2 separate regions of the Homo sapiens genome follow, and region 1 is linked to region 2. Evidence: read pairs that join two places in POLR2A ChIA-PET (ENCODE). Cell type or tissue: HepG2. All regions are shown on one strand. Links, peaks and the distances in the headings refer to the core of each region. The heading gives the core; the rest is flanking DNA. Region 1 has its middle 54 kb from the start of LINC01714. Region 2 has its middle 6.8 kb from the start of LINC03154.

Region 1 (2,911 bases), core at 307-2,806, 98 kb before region 2:
TTATTCCCTTATTTGGTCCCACCCACATCCTGCTGATTGGTCCACTTTTCAGAGCACTGATTGGTCCATTTTACAGAGTGCTGATTGGTCCGTTTTTACTGAGTGCTGATTGGTGCATTTACAAACCTTTAGCTAGACACAGAGCGCTGACTGGTGCGTTTTTACAGAGTGCTGATTGGTGTGTTTACAAACCTTTAGCCAGACGCAGAGCTCTGATTGGTGTGTTTACAATCCTTTAGCTAGACAGAAAAGTTATCCAAGTCCCCCCACCTGACCCAGAAGCCCAGCTGGATTCACCTCTCACGGTGGCCCTCCTGCTCACACAACCTGCCTACCTCTTGGGAAGACACCTCCTGTTTGGACTTGCTGGTTTTTGTGCAGTCACGCAGAAAGCCCCATTTCGCATGACGCTAGCTGAACTAGAAGCAGAGAGACATGTACAACATTATAGATCTTTTATAGTTAAAAGGACCAGGAAATTCTGATCCCCTGACCCTCTCAACACCCTCCCCCCGCCACCCAAAACAACCACCAGGAAAGCGTTCTGCACTTCAGTGGAAAAGGCAAATCTTGTAACACTTGGCCTTGGCCTAGGTGCTGGGTGTCCAGAGCGGATAGAGGCCCATGGCGACAGTTGTGCCAGCAGATTCCTGCTGCTAAGTCCCCGGCCTTTGCGCTCTGTGGCCTGGGCTGATGGGTGGGTGGGTGCCTTTATTTGCCTGGTTGAGGAGTGCACTCACTGGGGGCCATTTGGTTTGAAACATTTTTTGCAGCTAAGGGGTGGTAAAGATGACGCTAGTTTAGCTGAGTTTAAGGCTAATTAATCAGCCTTCTTTTTTCTTTTTCTTTCCTTTTTTTTTTAGACAGAGTCTCACACAATTCCCTGGGCTGGAGTGCAGTGGTGCGATCATGGCTCACTACTGCAGCATCAACCTCCTGGACTCAAGCAATTCTCCTGCCTCAGCCTCCCGAGTAGCTGGGACTATAGGTGCCCAACACCATTGCCCCGCTATTTTTTTATTTTTTATTTTTTATTTTTTGTGGAGACAGGGCTTTGCCATGTTGCTCAGGCTGGTCTCAAACTCCTGGGCCCAAGTGATCCTCCTGCCTCAGTCTCCCAAAGTGCCAGATTTACAGGTGTAAGCCACCGCGCCCAGCCAAATCAGCCTTCTAAAGAGCTTAATTTTCCATCACTGACTTTGTGTTCTTTTATACAAAGGTTGCAGACTCCGAGGCTGAAACCCCTTTCTGACCGGTAGCTCTAGAGTAAACAAACGCCTGGACTTTCTTCATCCCCTGAAGACAAAGAACTTGTTCATGAGCCTCTCCAGGCAGCTCGTGGTCTGAGCTGTCAGGAATGACGGATGAGCAGCTGCTTTTGCCGGCGCCTCCGCGGCAGCTAAGGTAGCGCTCACAGGACTGTCTACACCATGGACTCAGTGTTCAGGTGTTCAGGGAGTTATTATTGGAGCAGCTCACTCTATCTTAAGGCAGACAGCCCCGGGCAAAGCGCAGCGGATAAACACAAGTGACATCTTATGAAACCTAAGTTCATGTGAAATCCTAGATAATTCTGTTGTCAGAAGTGAAAATATATATTGCATTTTTATCTAAAAATAAAAATGAATGTGATGATCTTTTTGCTCTTTGAGATCTAGATTTCGAAAATCTTTTCTTAGATGAAGAAGGAAGCCATTTCTTTGTACTATATCTTGGAAGAAGATTTTTTTTAAAGGAAAGCTGTAGGCTATATATACAGTCAGAAATTTGAAAAGATGCATATATATTTATTGAAAACTAGAAATGTTTTTGAAATAATAATAAGTTTAAAAAAGGAGAACAGAGTAAAAAGTGGAAAAGCAGTTAATTACATAATACAATACGTATTAGAAAAGGGGAAACCACTCCGTTTTTCTGATCCTAATCCTAGGAAAAAATTTCCTTGGAGAAATCTGCATCTTAGGCAGCTCTGGGAAGAATCCAAGGGCCCTCACTCCATCTTTAAAGAGCCCACCCTGGCTTTTCCCAGTGGAATTTGCTATGTTTGGGAAGTTTAAAAAGTGTTTAAGACAATATGGATTTTGCAATGGGATTTACACATAATTAACTCATGAGTCGCTTCTTTTGTGTTCCACTCTATGTCTGCTTTGTGGTTCCTGAAAGTCCTTGAAGAACCGGAGCTGAAGGTACAGGGCCCACGTTTGCCTAATCCCAGGCTGGAACAATTGGTTTCAGTCCCCGCCTCTCTTGGAATGTGGTTTGGAGGTGGAGGAAGGGGAGGAGGGGGACGCAGGAGGCCGGTGGAGCACGGCAGAGCAAAGCAGCTTCCTTCTCCAAGGGCTGAGGAGCCACGGAGTGCTCCTCTTTTAGGTCATCTCCTTTTTTGTTTTTGTTTTTGAGACAGGGTCTCACCCTGTTGCCCAGGCTGGAGTGCTGTGGTACAATCACAGCACACTGCAGCCTCAACCTCCTGGGCGCAGGCCATTCTCTCACCTTAGCCTCCCCAGTAGCTGGGACCACAGGTGTGCGCCACAGCACCTGGCTAATTTTCTTGGTCACTCCTACTTGCGTCCCTGCTGCCTTCGGAGTGGCCGCTTCTCCTTGCCTTTCTCTTGGTTCGCCTTACAGCCTCAGTTTCCCCCAGCCCCAATCCTTTATGCCCAGGCCTTCCAACCACCACAGTGAATGCAGACTTACTTTGTTTTGAACCCTGGGGGTTGAATAATGGAGGAATCTTCTCTGGAGGAGAGGTTTCTCTCTAGTGGAGGGAGCTTCCCTCTGTTTTCCCAGCTCCAGGATGCCTTTCTACCAGTCCTGTGCTGTTCTCAGATTAACCGAGCAGCCTCTGGTTGGATGACTGGGTTAGGAATCCCCAATTTATTGGCAAGGTGGTGACTGGTTGACACATATT
Region 2 (2,911 bases), core at 306-2,805:
AATCCTCCCATCTTGGCCTCCAAAATTGCTGGGATTACCAGTCTGAGCCACTGAACCTGATTGAAAAATAGCTTTAAATAACTTAGTTTGTAACATTCATAGCCTAATTCATAATATTTAGATATAAAAGGCCAGCTCTGATATCTAAGAGGAAAGCCAAGTGGCTAGGATTCTCTTATGCATCCTTGGCACAGCTAACCTGTCCTTATCGGATGCCTTGATGGCTGAAACCCCCGGTGCCCATTTGGAGAGCGAGAGTAAATTATCTAAAAGTACGAAGAAGAAAATGAAAATAAATCACAGTGCCACCTCCCATAAATAGCTACTGCTAATACCTCAGACCATCGTTCTGGTTTTTTTCCATGTATATCTATATGCCTCTATCTATACATTCAAATAAATCATTTTGCGGAATTTAAGAGCATACTAATCGTTGCCTCTTTCACTTAAATGTGTTGTGAGCATTTCCACGTATTAAATATTTTTCTAAGCCTGAGTCATGAGTATGTTTTAAATCTCTAATAAATTTTTCCAAATTGCACACCAGAAAGAGTGTAGCGCTTTGTGTCAACACCAGCAGTCTTTGAGGACACTTGTATTTGGGCACCTCCCCAACATTGTGTATGAGCCCCTAAGAGACGGGGAGAGGGCAAGAGCACAGGTTCTGGACACCCGCATTGGCCTAAACCCCAGCTCTGCAACAAACCCCCACGTGACTTTGGGTGAGTGATTACATTTTCCAGCACAGGCATCATCCGGTGTTTTCTATAAAGGTCCAGATTAGAGTTGGTTTCACGAGCTCTCATCTCCAGCACGCACAAGGGCCCCAGGCTTCGAAGGCCCCGAGTTTGCTTTAATGCTCTGCTGTCACTGCTTTAGCATTCTTAACTAATTAATTAATTTTATTTATTTATTTTTGAGACAGAGTCTCACTCCATTGCCCAGGCTGGAGTGCAGTCACTATAACCTCTGCCTCCTGGGTTCAAGTGATTCTCCTGCCTCAGCCTCCCAAGTAGCTGGGATTACAGGTGCATGCCACCACACTCGGTTAATTTTTGTATTTTTAGCAGAGACAGTTTTCACCATGTTGGCCAGACTGGTCTCGAACACCCACCCTCAGGTGATCCGCCCACCTTGGCCTCCCAAAGTGCCGGGATTACAGGCATGAGCCACCTCGCCCGGCCACATTTTTAGTTTATAAACAACGCCCCTGCATTTTCATTTTGCACTGAGCTACTACAACTCTGTAGCCAGTTGTGGGCCAGATGGTGTCTATTTTCAGCTTTGTGGACCATAGGTCCCTGTTGCAACTACTCAAGTCTGCAGGCAGCGGGAGCAGCAGCCAGGGACAGCAGGTAATGAATGAGCATGGCAGTTCTCCAGTAACATTGCATCTGCAAACACAGCCGGCATCCCGGATTTTGCCAGTGAACCATAGTTTGCTGACTCCTGAACCAGTGCCTCAGTTTCCCCAAAGGTAAAAATAGGGAGAATAATATTGCTTATTTCATACGGCTGTTCTGAGGACCAGTCATTGAATGCAAATAAAGCACTTAAACAGTCAGCATTACATAGTGTTAGCTGTATTACTGTGTTAGTCTGTTTGCGTTGCTGTAAAGGAATACCTGAGGTTGGGAAATTTCTAAAGAAAAGAGGTTTCATTGACTCATGGTTTCTCAGGCTGTACAGGAAGCATGGTGGCCAGCATCTGCTTCTGGTGAGAGCCCCAGGAAAGCTTCCAATCATGATGGAAGGTAAAGGGGGAGTAGATGCATCACACGGCGAGAGCGAGAGAGGAGAGAGGTGCCACACTCTTTTAAACGACCAGCTCCCCTGTAAACTCAGAGGGAGAACTCGCTGATTACCGCGCCATTCATGAAAGATCCGCCCCTGTGATCCAATAGCTCCCCCCAGGCCCCACCTCCAATATTGGAGGCCGCATTTCAACATGAGATTTGGAGGAGACAAACATCCAAACCACATCAATTACTTTTTTTCTTTTTGAAGTGGAGTTTCACTCTTGTTGCCCAGGCTGGAATGCAACAATCTCAGCTCACCATAAGCTCTGCTTCCCGGGTTCAGGCGATTCTCCTTCCTCAGCCTCCAGAGTAGCTGGGATTACAGGCATGTGCTACCACACCCAGCTAATTTTGTTTGTATTTTTAGTAGAGACGGGGTTTCTCCATGTTGGCCAGGCTGGTCTTGAACTCCCGACCTCAGGTGATCCGCCCACCTCAGCCTCCCAAAGTGCTAGGATTACAGGCTTGAGCCACTGGACCCAGCCATCAATTACTTTTTTTAAAAAAGTATGCTGGGCACGGTGGCTCATGTGGTAATCCTGGCACTTTGGGAGGCCGAGGCGGGTGGATCACCTGAGGTCGGGAGTTCGAGACCAGCCTGGCCAACATGGAGAAACCCCATCTCTACTCAAAATACAAAATTAGTCGGAAGTGGTGGTGGGCACTTGTAATCTCAACTGCTCGGGAGGCTGAGGCAGGAGAATCGCCTGAACCCAGGAGGCGGAGGTTGCAGTGAGCTGAGATTGCGCCATTACATTCCAGTCTGGGCAACAAGAGCAAAACTCCATCTCAAATTAACAAATTAACATAAAGTAAAATGTACTCTTTTTAGCCATTTTTAACTGTGCAGTGCCATGGCATTAAGCACGCTCATACTGCTGTGCAACTTCTCCACTACCCAACTGCAGAGTTTTTTTGTTTTTTTGTTTGTTTTTTTTTTTAAATATATCTCGCAGAACTAAAACTCTGTATTCATTAAACACTAACTCCTCATTCTCCCTACCCCTATCCCCTGGCAGCCACCATCATCCTACTTTCTGTCTCTATGAATTTGACTGTTCTAGCCACATCATACTCATATGAGTCTAATCATGAGTGGAATCATACAGTAT

What was found. Peaks named below come from ENCODE experiments on the same cell type or tissue, not always from the same donor. Only the 100,000 strongest peaks of a DNase experiment are listed, where the experiment ranks them.
Region 1: POLR2A ChIA-PET joins it to region 2 with 5 read pairs; 8 of 35 experiments call an interaction of 5 or more read pairs at or near these places.

The regions. Positions count from the first base shown.
Region 1 is chr1:8,153,510-8,156,420 of GRCh38, forward strand. No RefSeq gene overlaps it. Among named protein-coding and RNA genes, the nearest start is that of LINC01714, 54 kb to the right of the region's middle. In HepG2, for the core only: no CTCF peak of the experiment used is centred there; DNase peaks (open chromatin) are centred at 1,322 and 2,162; H3K4me3 peaks cover 688 bases.
Region 2 is chr1:8,251,142-8,254,052 of GRCh38, forward strand. No RefSeq gene overlaps it. Among named protein-coding and RNA genes, the nearest start is that of LINC03154, 6.8 kb to the right of the region's middle. In HepG2, for the core only: no CTCF peak of the experiment used is centred there; no DNase peak of the experiment used is centred there.